Regions from separate parts of the Homo sapiens genome. Here region 2 is linked to region 1. Evidence: chromatin contacts called from ENCODE Hi-C or POLR2A ChIA-PET data. All regions are on one chromosome and are shown on one strand. The core of a region is the stretch at or near the end of the contact, and the rest is flanking DNA. Distances in the headings are between cores, read along the strand shown. Region 1 overlaps ACOXL (acyl-CoA oxidase like). Region 2 overlaps ACOXL (acyl-CoA oxidase like).

Region 1 (7,754 bases), core at 2,508-5,007:
TGGTCCTTCCCACCAGGCTCCACCCTTGGGCCTCCCCTTCTCTGTCAACACCCATGCCATGGGGATCCCTCCAGCCTTATGGCTCTAAATTCATCTCTATGTTGATGGCTTCCCCATACCTTGACCCTAAACATCGCAAACATGTTTAGATGATCACATCTAAAGACTAGCTCCAGATTTAACCTAACATCTCTTCTAGGCTTCCCACCCAGTATACGGTGACCCTATCCTTCTAGTTGAGTTGCTCAGACCAAATACCAGGGAATCGCATTTTCTTTCCCCTCTCTCACTCCACTTCCATGTATCAGTGTCTGTCTACTGCTTGACCTTCAGTAGAATCCCCATTCCTGCCACTTCTCATCACCTTGACTGCAGTCACTCTGGTCCCAGCTAGCACCACCTCTCTCCCTGGTGACTGCTCAGCTCCCTGTTTGCAGTCCTGCCTCTCATATAGTATATTTCTAAGCCAGCAGCCCGGAGACCCAGTCAGACAGGTCCTGCTCCACTCAGTCCCTCCAAGTCCTCCCATTTTATCCGGTCTGAAGAAAATCAAATGCCTCATAAGGCCCTTCATACTCCAGGGACTCACCATCTCCCTGGTTGTCACCACCTCTCTCCTCCTCTCTCACTCTGCTCACACCACATGGTGACTGACATTCCATTAACAAGCCCAGGACACTCCCACCTTAGGCCCTTCATGACTGCTGTTCCCTCTGCCTGGATGCTGTTCACCGACCTCCAGCTGTCTCGCTCCCCCACCTCTTAGGCATCTGCTCCAATGTCACCTCATCATGAGGCCCCCACCTGTCCCTCTGACTCTTCTGAGCACCTTTACATCTTCACTTAAAAAAATTAACATACACACAACATAAAATTTACTATTTCAACTATTTTTAGGTGTACAATTCTCTGGCACTAAGTATATTCACAGTGTTTGGCAACCATCATCACCATCCATCTCCAGAACTTCTTAATCTTCCCAAACTGAAAATCTACACCCATTAAACACTAACTCCCATTTCCCCTTTCCCCCAGACCCAGGAAACCACCATTCCACTTCCAATCTCTATGAATTTGACCACTCTAAATACTTCATGTAACAGTGTACCGTATTTATCTTTTTGTGACTGGCTTGTTTCACTCAGCATAACGTCTTCCAGGTTCATACGTGTTATAGCATGTATTAAAATTCCCTTCCCTTTTAAGGCTGAATAACATCCCATTGTATGTATTACAACATGTTTTGTATGTTTTGTTATGCCATTCACCTGCCAATTGACATTTGGGTTGTTTCTACCTTTTGGCTATTGGGAATAATGCCACTGTTAACATGGACATGCAAATAGCTCTCTGAGCCCTTGCTTTCACTTCTGTGGGGTATATACCAAGAAGTGGAATTTCTGGATCGCATTGTAATTCTACATTTAATTCTTTAAGGAAATGCCATATTGTGTTCCCCAGTGGCTACATCAGTTCACATTCCCACATCACCACCGACAATGCACATGGGTTCCAGTTTCTCCATATCCTCTCCAACACTTGTTCTTTTCTGGTTTTTTGTTTTTTTTGATAATAACCATCCTAATGGGTGTAAGGTGGTATCTCATTGTGGTTGTGATTTGTATTTGCCTAATGATTAGTGACGTTGGGCATCTTTCTATGTGTTTATTGGCCATTTGTTTATCTTTGAAGAACTATATCTTCAACTCTTTGACCATTTTTTAATCTAGTTGTTTGGTTTTTTTCTTGTTGAGTTGTAGGAGTTTTTATCTATTCTGGGGATATCAATCCCTTATCAGACATATAACATGCAAATATTTTCTCCCATTCCATGTGTTGCCTTTTCACTCTGTTGATAGTGTCCCTTGATGCACAAAAGATTTTGATGTTGATGTAGTCCAGTTTATTTTTATATAAATTTTTACTTAAATGCTTTTTAAAATTGTTTTTAATAATTAGATCATTTTTATTCCAAAAATGTATCTACGTTTTTCAAAAGCCTGTGTTTTTGGTGTTCTATCCAAGAAATCATTGTCAAATCCAATGTTAAGAAGCCCTTTCTTTATGCTTTCTTTGAATTTTTTATTAGTTTTTGCTCTTACATTTAGGTCTTTAATCCATTTTGAGTTAAATTTTGGATATGCTGTAAGGTAAGCTTCCAACGTCATACTTGGCTTGTAGATATCCAGTTATCCCAGCATCATTTGTTGAGAAGATTGCTCTTTCCTCACTGAATGGTCTTGGCACCCTTGCCAGAAATCATTGACCACCTATGTGAGGTTTTATTTCTAGGGGCTCTTTATTCCATTCCATTGGTCTCTACGCCTGTCTTTATGCCAGTTCCACAGTTTTGATTATAGTAGCTTTGCAGTAAATTTTGAAATCAGGAAGTGAGAGGCCTCCAACTTTATTCTTCTTTTCCAAGATTGCTTTGGCTATTCAGAGTCCCTTGAGATTCCATGTGAATTTTAGGATGAGTTTTTCTATTTCCGCAAAAATCATCTTTGGGATTTTGATAGGAATTGCACTGAAACTGTGGATTGCTTTAGTAGTATTGACATTTTAACAATATGAGGTCTTCCAATTCATGAACATAGGATGCCTTTCAATGTATTTGTATCTCCTTTTATTACTTTCAGCAATTTTGTAGTTTTCCATGTACAGTCTTTACCTCCTTGGTTAAGTCTATTCCTGAGTATTTTATTCTTTTTGATGCTATGATAAGTAGAATTGTTTTCTCAATTTCATTTTGGATTCTTCATTATTAATGCATAGAAATGCAACTGACTTCTACATGTTGATTTTTATCCTGTAGCTTTGCTGAATTTATTAGTTCTAACAGATTTTTTGTGGAATCTTGGGGTTTTCTACATAAAAGATCCTGTCATCTGCTCAGAGAGACTATTTTACTTCTTCTTTTCCAATTTACCACACTTGATTTTTATCCCCAGCATCCATCACCATCTGACATACCAGAAATTTACTTTGTTTATTAGTTTATAGTCTGACTCCTCCCAGACAAAAATGTAAGCTCCATCGAGACAGGTAATTTCTGCCTGCTTTGTTCACTGCCCCTTGAGCAATGCCTGGCTCACTGTAGGTGCTCAATAAACAATTATAAAATGAACGAATCACCTCACCTGGCACACGGAAGGGACTTAGCAAAAGGTAGCGAGAAATAATTATTGGTTTTTTACATAGTATTTCACTGCACGAGTAATAATGAAGGCTTAGATTGAAAAGGGTGTTTTTTAATGCAGAATGGTTGCAGTGTCAAAAAACAAATAGCACCATGATTCCAGCTGCACTGGAATCCCAGGGCAGGTCCAGCTCACTCCCTGCCATGCCCCGCTTTCAAGTAATCCCTGTGGCTATCACAGATGACAACTGCATTCAGGTGCCAATCTACATAGAGGGACTTCTGTAAACAGACCTCTCTGTCCTGTTGTCTCTGCCCAAATCCTCCAAGATATCCCAGGCGGCCAGGGCTGGCCTGACCAAAGTGCTGGCCAAGTGGCCAATGTCCAAGTCTGTGGAGCTGGAGCTGGGACAGGGACTCCTGCCAAAGACAGTATATAGGACTAAGAGCCAGGGGAGCCTGTCACAGCCCACTAGGAGAAGCCTGGGTTCCAGTACAAACAGAAGCCAGAGGCCCAAGAGGGAGCCAAGGCCAGGGCGGCAGAGCCAAGAGCTCAGAGTCTGTCCGTCGGTCAGGAGCCAGTCCTGGGATGGGTGGGGGAGTACAGCGGTCACAGTCTGCAGCACTCGCTGGGGCTGGCACTGGAAGTTGTGGGCAACAGGGTGGGGCCTGGGTGAGTTGGGACTGGGACAGGACAGACATCTCAGCCTCTTGGCAGATTCCTGGCTCAGCTCCTTTTGCACAACACACTCAGGGCTTAAATGTAAACGCTTCCCAGGAAAGGCTGTTTCTTCTCTCAAGGTCTGAGTAGAAAAGTAACCACCCTCCCCGGCATTCCCAAACACCTTCTAAGGTGAGCTGACCTTAGAACATTCTTCCATTTTAGATCTGATCACCCACCTGATATTTCTCCAAATACAAAAATACCTCAAACGGAGATTACCTAAAATTCTGATAAAAATAATAGTCATAATATATGTAATATAAATATAATGCAACCAATGTTCTACTAGTTCCCCTCTGATCTGCTGAGACTGAGCTTCCTGAGAAAATAGTAGACGATTTAGATCAGTGACTCTCAACCTTTATGGTCCCTGGACCTTTTCTGAGGATTCCAAAGAGGTTTTGTTTGTCCAGGCTACAGCTGTCAATTTACCATATTGCATAATTTTTATGAAAAATAGTCATAATTTCAAAAAACTCATGAGAAGAATGGCATTGTTTCACATTGTTTTAGTATCTGGCTCAATAAAAGATAGCTGCCCTTTCATAACTGCTTTTGTGCCATCTGTTGTGATATGTTGTTTTGGTTGAAGTTTATGATGAATATCCAGTGTCTCACATGCAGGTAGTTGGACATATACTTTCCACATAGCACCTGAAAGGGTATTGGGGACACACACGGGTCCTCGGGCCTTACTTTGAGAACCACTGGTTTAGATAACGATGGTGCAACTATGCCCCTCACTCGTGTGGATCATGGGGATAAAAACCAGAGCTCTGGGTGAGAGAGAGAACGGTTGTAGGCTGGTTGGGGGAGGGGAAGAAGGAGTCAGGGGTAGGATCTTCATCATCCAGGTATCTGTCCCCAACCCACACTACACTTGGCTGAAAGAAGCCTGATCCCAGCTGGCTCCCTCCTGGGGAAAGGTAATGTTGAGATGCGGTTTCCCTATGAGCCACCCACAAGCCCTGATTGGTAGGGACCAAATGCTTAATGGGAACAATTTTGGGGAGACAGGGTGCAGGAAAGGAGGCATAGTGCAGCAGTCCGCAACCCCAGATGCACAGTGGGTCACCTGGGAGATGTAAATGCTGACTTGATTAGCCTGAGCAAAAGCCTTCACAGCAGGAGTTTTGAAAGTTGTCTGGCTGCTTCTATTGTGCAGACAGGGGCAAGCACCACCTGTTTGACGTGGGCTCAGGAAGCAGAGCACCTGGGTTTGAATCCCTGGTTCACTAGTCATTTATATATACAACTCACTAATTGTATAACTAACCTCAGGCCAATTACTCAGCTTCAGTTTACTTATCTGTAAAATGGGAATGCCATGAGGGATGTTGTGAATACTGAATGACATCATCTATTTAAAGTTCTTAGTGTTGGGACTGTACCAGAACATGTACTCAGTCAACTTGAGCTGTCACTGTCTGCTATGGTGAAGATCAGTGCAGGCTGTCAGACTCTGTCAGCTTCCAGGGATGAGCATCTCTGAGGAAGCTGTCCCCCATGCAGGACAAGACACTGCCACAAAGTAGATGATAAGACCTGGGTCTTAGAGACAGAAGGTCTCTGCATCTGGAAATAGAGGCAGTTGGTGACTCCCCCAGCCCAGGATCCAATTCTGGAAACTTCAGGGGAACAAGAGAGCTCTTGGCTGAGGTGCACAAAGGTGATGTCACTAGAAACAGGTGCAGGAGAAGTTGGCACAGAGAACAATGATGGTGTTCACACTGTGTGTGTGTCTGTGTGTGTGTGCGTGCACACTCTGCAATCAGACTCATATTGTTTTTTCGCTTTAAAATTATTGAAACATCTCAAATCTATTACAGATGGCAGAGGGGAAAACACAGCGTGGAAATATTTTAATGGTTTATTCTTGGCCTGCGGACTGTCCATAGAGACCTGGAGTGAATGAGACTCCCTTCTTATTTGTCCCCTAGAACATCATCATTACACATTATACACCGCGTTCTGCCTCAGAGCTCATCGGATCATCCACAAAAGTGGAGAGCAACATGAAAGGGGGGTCCAGGGAAACACAGACGGGCCTGGCATGCTCCCTGAGCAGGCAGGACAGCCATGACTCAATCATTTTATTAAGAGGCAGGATGAATCATGTAACACTTCTAGAATTACTGGATGTGGACAGCTCCTCCAGCTGTTTACAGGGCGGAATTTGAGAGCCTTCAAACACAGATGTGCTGCCGAGTCTCATGACATCCGCCCAGCGAGATGAGCCTGCCGCACTGATGGCCAGTTTCATTTCCTTCAGGTTTATTGGCTTTTGTGAATTCATACAGAGAGAGGTGCCAAACAGGCCGAGATAATTCACAGAAATGACTGGAGGGATGGTCTAGGGCCAATCCTGTGCCTCCTGGAGGAATTATATCTAATCACCCAGGACAGAGAGTTGTCCAGGCTGCCTAAGGCCACTAAGTGAGCCAGGAAAACAGGAAGATAATTGGATCCAGAGCTCAACACGCTTCATCAGGAGCGAGATTACAGAGGCTAATCCTTCAGACTCAGCGGGTCGGGCTGCAATTAGCAAGCCTCATTAAGGGATCAGCTCTCACATCCGGGTCTTGAGTATTGACACTAAGTTAAGCCACAGACATGTTGGGCTGATTAAGGGAGCAAGAAGCTGGCCACAGGCCAAGATTTCACCTTCCAACCAGCCCCATGCCGAACGCACTTGGAGGCGACTCTGACAGAGAGAGTGGTTGGCAGCAAAGAGGTTGGTTGTTTTTGTGTTTTTTTTCTTTTTTGGTTGTATTCACAGCTCTAAATGGATGCTCCATCAAGAGGCAATTTCCTAGCTTGAAAATCTCTGCCAAACTACTTGGTATGAAATGATTTTTTACGCTTCGCAAGCACGCTCCACTTTGTCACATGGGAGTTTTCCTGTGCCAAGTGAACATCCATCTGCACGTTCTCCAGCTCAGCTGACACTGCAGCGCCCTTGTCAGCGTGGAGGTGCCTGCAGTATCGCAGCGCAGGTGGTGCCAAGGCTCTGCCTGTAATTCCTTCCTGAGAAGACTCCAGGATTGGTCCTTGTCTCCTTAGACAACCTACCAAAGGTTGGTGGGATTGTGGGGAAGGGAGAGGGATCTACTTTCAAGCATGGATCCCAGGCCCCCACTAGCTCCATTCTACGCTCCACAAAGAAAGGCGCCCCTGTGGTCTCCTGAACTGGGAGGACTCCATCCCTCAGTCCTCAGACTCTCCCTCCCAGACCATGCTGGGTGGGGAAAGGGCTGGGCTGCTGCAGGATAGGGTCGGCTCCTCAGCATGCCGCTGAGCTGCAGCTACCCTAGTTCAGGCTCCTCCCTTAGGGGGTCTCAGAGGGCGGGTGGTGTTGGGTTTTTTGTTTGTTTGTTTGTTCATTTTGAGACAGGGTCTCACTCCGGTTGCCCAGGCTGGAGTGCGGTGGTGCGATCATAGCTCACTGCAGCCTCGACCTCTGGAGCCTCAAACGATCCTCCCACCTCAGCGTCCCAAGTAGCTGGTACTACAGGTGTGGGCCACCATGCCTGGCTAGTATTTGTTTAGTGTTTTGGGGTTTTTGGGGTTTTTTATTTTATTTTATTTTATTTTTTGAGACAGAGTCTCGCTTTGTTGCCCAGGCTGGAGTGCAGTGGCGCAATCTCAGCTCACCGCAACCTCCGCCTCCTGGTTCAAGGGATTCTCGTGCCTCAGCCTCCCAAGTAGCTGGGACTACAGGCGTGCACCACCACACCTGGCTAATTTTTGTTTTGTTTTGTTTTGTTTTGTTTTGTTTTAGTAGAAACAGTGTTTCACCATGTTGCCCAGGCCATGTTTCGCCATGTTGAGGCCAGGCTGGTCTCAAACTCCTGGCCTCAAGTGATCCACCTGCTTCCCTCCCAAAGTGCT
Region 2 (7,754 bases), core at 2,229-4,728, 220 kb before region 1:
TTATGCTTAGATCATGAAGTTTCCTCTTTAGAGGAGTACTTATTACTCCATTTGGAGCTAGTGAATGACAGCAGCTAGCCTAATTTTTTCTGTTTTTGAGTAAGCTATTATTTTCTGTCTTGTTGCTCACATTCTGTTCTCTTTATTCTAGATTTTTCATCTATGTCTAAGTATAAGTCTTTTTTTTCCGTTAGCATAATGGAAATGAAGGAAATTCTTTTTCTACTATGTCTGTGATTATTATTTCTGCTCCTTTTGTCCCAGCACTTCCAGGAATATTTGTTATCCATAGGTTAGATTTCTATCATTTCACTCTGCTTCTGTTTTCTTCTCTTATCGTTTTGTCTTTAGCCTTTTCTTCTATAGTCTTCGAAAACAGTTTACAGATTGCATTTTCTCCCTTGTTAATTCTGCTCTTCACCGCAGCTGTAGCATTTTTCCTTTTGGATATATCCATCTCTTATTTTGGCTGGCTCCATGTTTGATATGTGGAGGATATGTGGAGTGATTTAAACCCAACTGAATGCGTTTGTGGGGTCTGGCACAGCCTCACCTCAGATCTACGCCTGGGGGAAAAATTGATTTACACAATTCCTAGCCTGGCTTCCTGCAGGTTCTCATCCAGTGTGGCTTTGTTCCACGAGGGTGGATCTTGGCTGCTTTCTGCTTCCAGGGCACTTCTGTTTCCAAAGCATTTCCTAAGAGAATACCCATTCCCATGTACCATCCATCCTCTTCCCTTCTACCCCTGCTGTGTTGTACTAGGAGACATGACCTTGAAATTCATATAAAAAGGGGTGAACTGGAAGGGGAGAATTGCAGGAATCCAATTCTGGCTGGCTTGGAACCTAATTCCCATGCAGAAGGAGAGAAGCAACCTGGACTCTTGTTATGGTAGCCCTGAGCCCCTGGCCTGGACATAGAATAGGAGCAGTAAAGCCTTCTCCTGGGGTTCCATTGGCTATTCTGTGCCGGATCAGAAGATGAAACAGATATTGCTAGGGTGGACAGTGATCCCTCAAACTAACCCCACTGGCACTGTACTTGGTGGAAATTTCCTCTAGATTTCTATCAATGCTGACACAAGGTTTTATGCTTTTGCAGAGCTTTACAGGTATTTTAATAGGAGACAGAATGCATCTTAGACTAACCCAATGTTAATTTTTACATATGCCTGAGGCAGTTCCCCTCCCTGTCTTAGAGAACGATGTACTCTTTATACACATAAAACAATGATTTTTCAACTTTGATAAGGGCTGAAAATTACACCACTCATCAACTCCCATGGCAGCCACATGATGCCTGCAGGTGGAATTCTACAAGATGACATAAAGGGGGTTAAACAGAAGCATCCTGGCCTCTAGAGCAAGCAACGGTATCATGCAAAATGGCCCGTAGGAACTCTAGCCGCTTCCAGGAGCTTGTCATTAGGCTGACTCATCCTCTACTAAACTTAACAGATAGTTCACCAGCAAGGATATCCCTTAAACACATGTCAAAAGGAAAAATATAACACAGTGTATCTTTACCTTATAATAAATTCTGGCCACCAAACCCCGCTGAAGAACCCTTTCACGAAATTTCACTGCTTTCAACAGAAAGGCGAGATCATCAACTGTGTCCATGTTAAATGCCAGGAAACTGAAAGAAAATCACGGTGACCATCATTATTATTTTGGCCTCACCAAGAATTTCATTTGAAAGAAATAGAGTAGGTTTGTTTTTTAAAACTATTTTTTTCTGTAGAAAAATAGTGTCAATAGACATAATCTCCCCATCCCATCTCTCACTGACTGTATTCATAATTCTTTTCGGTAATCTTAGCTCTAGTTTATTCTAGGTGGTTGTCCTTGTGGTATAGAGATGATTTGGTTTCCTAATTGTTCCACTTACTATTGTATTATAAGTAGTGTTCAATATTTTACATAGTCTTTCTTAGTTAACAGCAATGTAATTTCTGTCAAGTATAATCAACCATTATACAATTCATGTATAACTCAATCATTATACAATTCTTTTTTTTTTTTTTTTTTTGAGACAGAGTCTCACTCTGTTTCCCAGGCTGGAGTGCAGTGGCACGATCTCGGCTCACTGCAACCTCCACCTCCTGGGTTCAAGTGATTCTCATGCCTCAGCTTCCTGAGTAGTGGGGATTACAGGCACATGCCACTGTGCCTGGCTAATTTTTGTATTTTTAGTAGAGACAGGGTTTCACCATATTGGCCAGGCTGGTCTTGAACTGCTGACCTCAAGTGATCTGCCCACCTCAGCCTCCCAAAGTGCTGGGATTACAGGCATGAGCCACTGTGCCTGGCCCCCATTATACAATTCTGTCAAGTGAGTTTATAATAATAACTCAACCACTATACAGCTCTATCAAGTGAGTTTATAATAACCACTGCTGGGCATTTATTATAATTATTATAATTGGATATTAATAATCAAATATATCTATTACAAAATATTTATCAATTAATAATACTTATTAAATATATTATATATCAGGAATTGTGTTCATTATCTGCTGTGAATTATTCAATTTTCTCGATAATTCTAGAATACTATAATTATCCAATGTAGAGTTTAGGAAACTGAGGCTTAGCAAGATTTGGTAACTTGCTCAAGGTCACACAGGCAGAACTCAGTCAAGCTCAGGTTTTGTTGGGGAACATCAGCATTTAAAGCAAGAGGCACCCTGGAGGGAAGTGATAGGGCTGTGTGCAAGCACAGGGGAGGATGTGCTACAGAGATGGTAGCTTTCTTCAGCAGGCAGCAATTCCCATCTTTCCCATTTGGCAAATGAGGAAACTGAGGCACAGAGGAGTTAAGAGAGGTAAGCACAGACTCAAAACAACCAAGTTCACAATTAAAAGCTCGTGAGCTTTTCATCATGAAACTCTATTTCATGCCAATTTTATGGACCCACCATGAACCTTTAGATAACCTAGACAACCAGGGGAAGGGTTAATTCACACTTAGGGTTTCCCATAGCACAGCCACCTCTTGCCCTCCCCTTTCCCCACTTCCTGAGGAAGTAAGTTATTACAAGACTCAAATAACTTAAATTCATATTAACTAAAAAAAAACCCAAGTGGCTGTTGTTGCTCAATCAGAAGGCACGAGAGAAACGTTAAGAAGCAATTGACGCAGTGCTTTTGAGATGCCAAGTGCTGAATTAATAATCACCCTCCATTTAGACAGGGAAGAGGAAAGTATTTACATGCCAATTACCGGGACATTTAAAAGATGTCAATGTTTATTCTGAATCTGGGCTTTAAGAAGTTTGGGTTTCTGCCTCAGTCTATTTAATGAAAGATGTAAAAAGCTTTCATATATTATTGAAAAGTATGTTTTAGTCATTCCAGGGGCTGATATTGGAAATTAGCTTCCCTGGAATTCAGACTGTAGAACATGTTTGTCCACCTGAGATTGTGAACTGCACGTGCTGCAGGAAGGGGATCTCACCCACTCGCTGAGTCATGTGAGTCACATGTCATGTAGGTCTAGGAGCCTGCCCAGTGCAGTAGAGTGTGCAGACTTTCTTTAAAAATAGAAACATTGCTAAAGGCAACCTCCTTGTAACTGTGTATTTTACAAGAAGATCCAAATGACTCTATTTTTAAATAAAGTTTAAATTAAATTAAAATAAGTATCATTAGACATCAGGGAAATGCAAACGGAAACCATAGTGAGGTAGCATTATACATCCACCAGAATGACTACAATTAAGTACACTGACATCAAGTGTTGCCCAGGATCTGGAGAAACCAGAACTCTCATGCTTGCTGATGGGAGTGTAAAATGGTGAAATCTCTTTGCAAAATGTTGTCACAGTTTCTGATAAAAATAAATGAACACATACCCTATGATCTAGCAGTTTCACTCCTACTAATTGCCTAAGAGAAATAAAAACATATGCTCACAAAAAAGGTTATACAAGAATGCTCATAGCGGTTCTACTCACAGAAGTGAGAAACAGCAAACATCCCAGGTGTCTATTCATCCATAAGAGAATGATTCTACTATATCCATAAAGTAAAATACTACAATAATGAAAAGAAACAAACTAATACACACAACAACATGGGTGAATGTCAAAAAGTATTATGCCAATTTCACGAGGCAGCTACAAAAGAGTACATACTGCCTGGTTCTGTTTATGTGAAGTTCTAGTATAGAAAAACTAATCTGTGGTGGGAAAATATCAGAAGAGTGGCTGTATCTGCGTAGTGAGATTGTCCAAGAAGGGGCATGAAAGAACTTTCTGGAGTGATGATCTGTATCTTAATATGAGTTTGGTTACATAGGTTTATGCATGTGTCAAAACTCAGTGAATGTACACTTAAGATTTGTGCATTTTATTGTACGTAAATTCAACATAAGAAGAACTATAACTAAATATGTAACTGTAGTTAATGACGCTCATGCTAAATTATTTAGAAATGTGCTGATGTCTACAGTTTATTTTGAAATGGATCAAAAAGAGAAGGTGAATGGATGGGTGAGTTCCATACACAGATCCATAGATATGATAGTGATATAGCAGGTACAGTAATAGGTTGATAGAATCTCCATGGTTTGTACATAAATGCTTCCTGTAAAATTATTTCAACTTTGCTGAATATTTGTAAATTTTACAGCATAATGTAGAAAAACACGTTGGGTGCAAGGCAAAATCTTGACTTTCCTGGACATCTACCACCACCTCCTAAAGGTCCACAGGCTGATGAGAGTGGGAGGGGCCCCAGTGGCAGGCTACCATGCAGGAGGAAGAGAGACAACCCTTGCAGGGACAAGCCAGAGCTGAATGGGGCTATCTGCAGAGCCAGGTACAACCCCCTTTCAAAGCCACTTCCTTTCAGGGCTCCTCTCCCTGCCATGCTCCATCTGCCTTACCTCGTCCCATGGAGGCTTTTCAGTACCATGACTGACTCCTTCCAGGCCGAAATGAGGGGTAGTTACTGTGCGGACAAATGGGTGCCCACTGGAGGGATTTAAGGGTACCAGGAAGTTCTCAGCCCATCTTTCCTCAGGTCCCCACCTGCTCAAGAGTACCTTTCTCAGGGCTGTCACTATGCCTACTATCCTACTGCTCTCGGAGTGCAGACTCCATGAAGACAGAGCCCCTAGTAACTGCTGATCACCAATGCTTAGAGAAGTGCCCGGTACACAGTGAGTGCTGAAAACACTTTGATGACAAAGGCTTTCCTTCATATAAAGTCAGAGTAAGTAAAGTTTCGGGATTTAAGTAGATAAACACAGGGACTGAATCAGTAAAACCTAGATGTGTGGGAGACAGATGTACACTGTTTTGGAGGTTAATAACTGAGACAAAAATAAATGGACTGGAACTTTCCAAATATTTACATTTGGAATACTGCCTTTGGCACATCTCAACTCTGTGCTGGAAAATGTGCTAGGGATATAGATTTGCATATGGGTGAGAGCGTGTCGTGCTTCCAAAATGATGGAATCAAGCCCTGCTTTGCTATCTGAAAAAGAAACGAAAGGGCAGATGATTTGTGGCCAGTTGGGGAACAAGTTTCCTGCAAGGATGGAACTGATTCTGGTGGGGAGTCGTACTATTCTTTCAACTCCTTAATATGTTGGACAATTTTCAAACTAATACATTGGAGGAAAAAGCTAACCATACTGTAAACGTCCTACTCAACAGCTAGAAATATTAGGAAGACCCACTAGCTCTAGTATGAAGACAAATGGAGACATTTAAACTAACAGAGACTCCAGTGAAACAGTCCTAACATGTAGGAGCTCGTGTTTTCAAGCTTTAAGATGGACCACAGTTTGAATAAACAGGGTCCTGAGCAGCAATAAAAAAAGGAAAAAAAAAGACAGATAACAGATTTCTCAATTTCACGTCATCCCAATGGCTATAAAGAATCCCAGGCCATCATTTACTGTGTTTTCCATGTGTTTAATCAGGATTGTGAGATTCTATTTTCTAATGAATAGTTTCCTTAGAAACTAGTTCAATACTTTTGGTTTGAGGGACCAATAATCTCATTCAAAAAAATAATAATTAAAAAATACACAAAAGAAAAAAGCATAACAAGCTCTCTAAAAGTATAATATAGGAGACAATACATTCATGAGCATAAATCAATGAAATAGAAAAGAAAGGTATGACACAAAGGATCAAAGGGAAAAATCAGTTGTTTGAAAAATAACAATAAACCAGTCAAACATCTGAATGAGACTGAGCAACAACAACAAAGAAAGGAGAAAGCATAAGAAGGCATTTTAGGAATGACAAATGAGACACAACTACAGATCTAGCAGAAGTTAAAAAGGTAATGATAGAATAGTACACATAAAAACTTATACCAATAAAATCAAAACCAAATGAATAAATTCCTAGAAAAATACAATTTACTTAAACTAACATGAAAAGAAAAGCCTAGGCTTTAAACAATTAAGCTAATTAAATAGTTTACTCGCCAAGCCCGGATTATTTTCAAATTTGATGAATTATCAAATTCTTTCACAGAATAAGAAACCACTCCCCCCAAAATAACTCTATGAGAGATGTAAAACTTTGACATAAATCTAAATCAGGCATGTACAAGAATGGAAAACCATAAATATACAATCTCCTCCCCCTAAAAAATACTAACAAGCCAAATCCAAGAAAATATAAATATGATAATACAGCATAACAAAATTGAGTGTTTCTTAAGCATGCAAGGGTAGTTTAACATTAGATGATCGGCAAAAATTATTCACCAAACTAACAAAATGAAGAAGAAATATATGATCGTTTCAACAGATGCAGAAAAATATCATTTGATAAAATTAATCTGGTAATGACAAAAATACATTTAAAATGTATAAGCTTCTTTAGGAAGTAAAGTGTGTCTATCAAAAACTTCAGCACTCCAGCCTGAAAGACAGCACAAGACCCTGTCTCTAACATAATAAATAAAATCAGCAATAAGACAAAAGAACACCTTGTAAGATGGCTTCTATTCAAATTGTGTTGGTGGTCCTAGCTCTTGCTGTGAGACATGAAAAGAATAAAATAAATAACAGTTGGAAAGGAAGAAATAAAAATTTATAATTTGCAAATTAGTGTCTATGGAAAAAAACTCCAAAGAATCTACAGACACATTTAAAAGAAATTTCTTTACAGTCAGATTTATAAACAAAAGCCAATTGCATGTATAATAAATCATTAACTACAAAAATCATAATTTAAAAATATTCTTTTAACAACAAAATTATAAAGTAACCAGTAATAAATCTATGAAAGGATATAGTATGTATGGAAAAAATTATACAACCCTGAAGGACACTTTGAAGATGAAAATCTTTGAGAGGAAGACCTGCTTTATAAATATGTCAATTTTCTGCAAGTATATAGATTTAATATATTTTCAAAGAAACTTTCAGCAGGTTTGCAGGCCTGTGATAACAAATAACAAATGGTAAATAACAAAACATTTACCATTTTAATTTTATTTATTTATTTTTTTGAGACGAAGTTTCACTCTTGTTGCCCAGCCTGGAGTGCAATGGCGCAATCTTGGCTCACTGCAACCTCCGCTTCCTGGGTTCAAGCAATTCTCCTACCTCAGCCTCCCAAGTAGCTAGGATTACAAGCATGTGCCACCATGCCTGGCTAATTTTATGTTTTTAGTAGAGACGGGGTTTCACCATGTTGCCCAGGCTGGTCTCAAACTCCTGACCTCAGGTGATCCACCCGTCTCAGCCTCCCAAAGTGCTGATACACGCAT

Evidence for each region. Hi-C counts contacts between places; a loop is a spot of excess contacts on that map. ChIA-PET counts read pairs that join two places held with the same protein, here RNA polymerase II (POLR2A). Pooled maps may share reads with other maps.
Region 2: a loop to region 1 is called in a map of gastrocnemius medialis, with 2.6 times the contacts of the local background. The contact joins two enhancer-like sites. A Hi-C loop is called at or near these places in 1 of 168 maps with a recorded cell type or tissue (gastrocnemius medialis) and 1 of 50 pooled maps. POLR2A ChIA-PET finds 5 or more read pairs at or near these places in 1 of 52 experiments (activated T-cell).

The regions. Positions count from the first base shown.
Region 1 is chr2:110,769,539-110,777,292 of GRCh38, reverse strand. The region is part of intron 2 of ACOXL (acyl-CoA oxidase like); the gene reads right to left. Among named protein-coding and RNA genes, the nearest start is that of ACOXL, 41 kb to the right of the region's middle. RefSeq lists an enhancer at 4,663-5,164. Within about 2 kb of position 3,757, at least 8 of the 41 ENCODE cell types and tissues checked have a DNase peak (open chromatin) inside an H3K27ac peak, as active enhancers do.
Region 2 is chr2:110,989,780-110,997,533 of GRCh38, reverse strand. It overlaps ACOXL (acyl-CoA oxidase like), which reads right to left. Exons shown (of 18, transcript NM_001142807.4): 14 at 1,530-1,641. Among named protein-coding and RNA genes, the nearest start is that of ACOXL-AS1, 120 kb to the left of the region's middle. Within about 2 kb of position 3,478, at least 8 of the 41 ENCODE cell types and tissues checked have a DNase peak (open chromatin) inside an H3K27ac peak, as active enhancers do.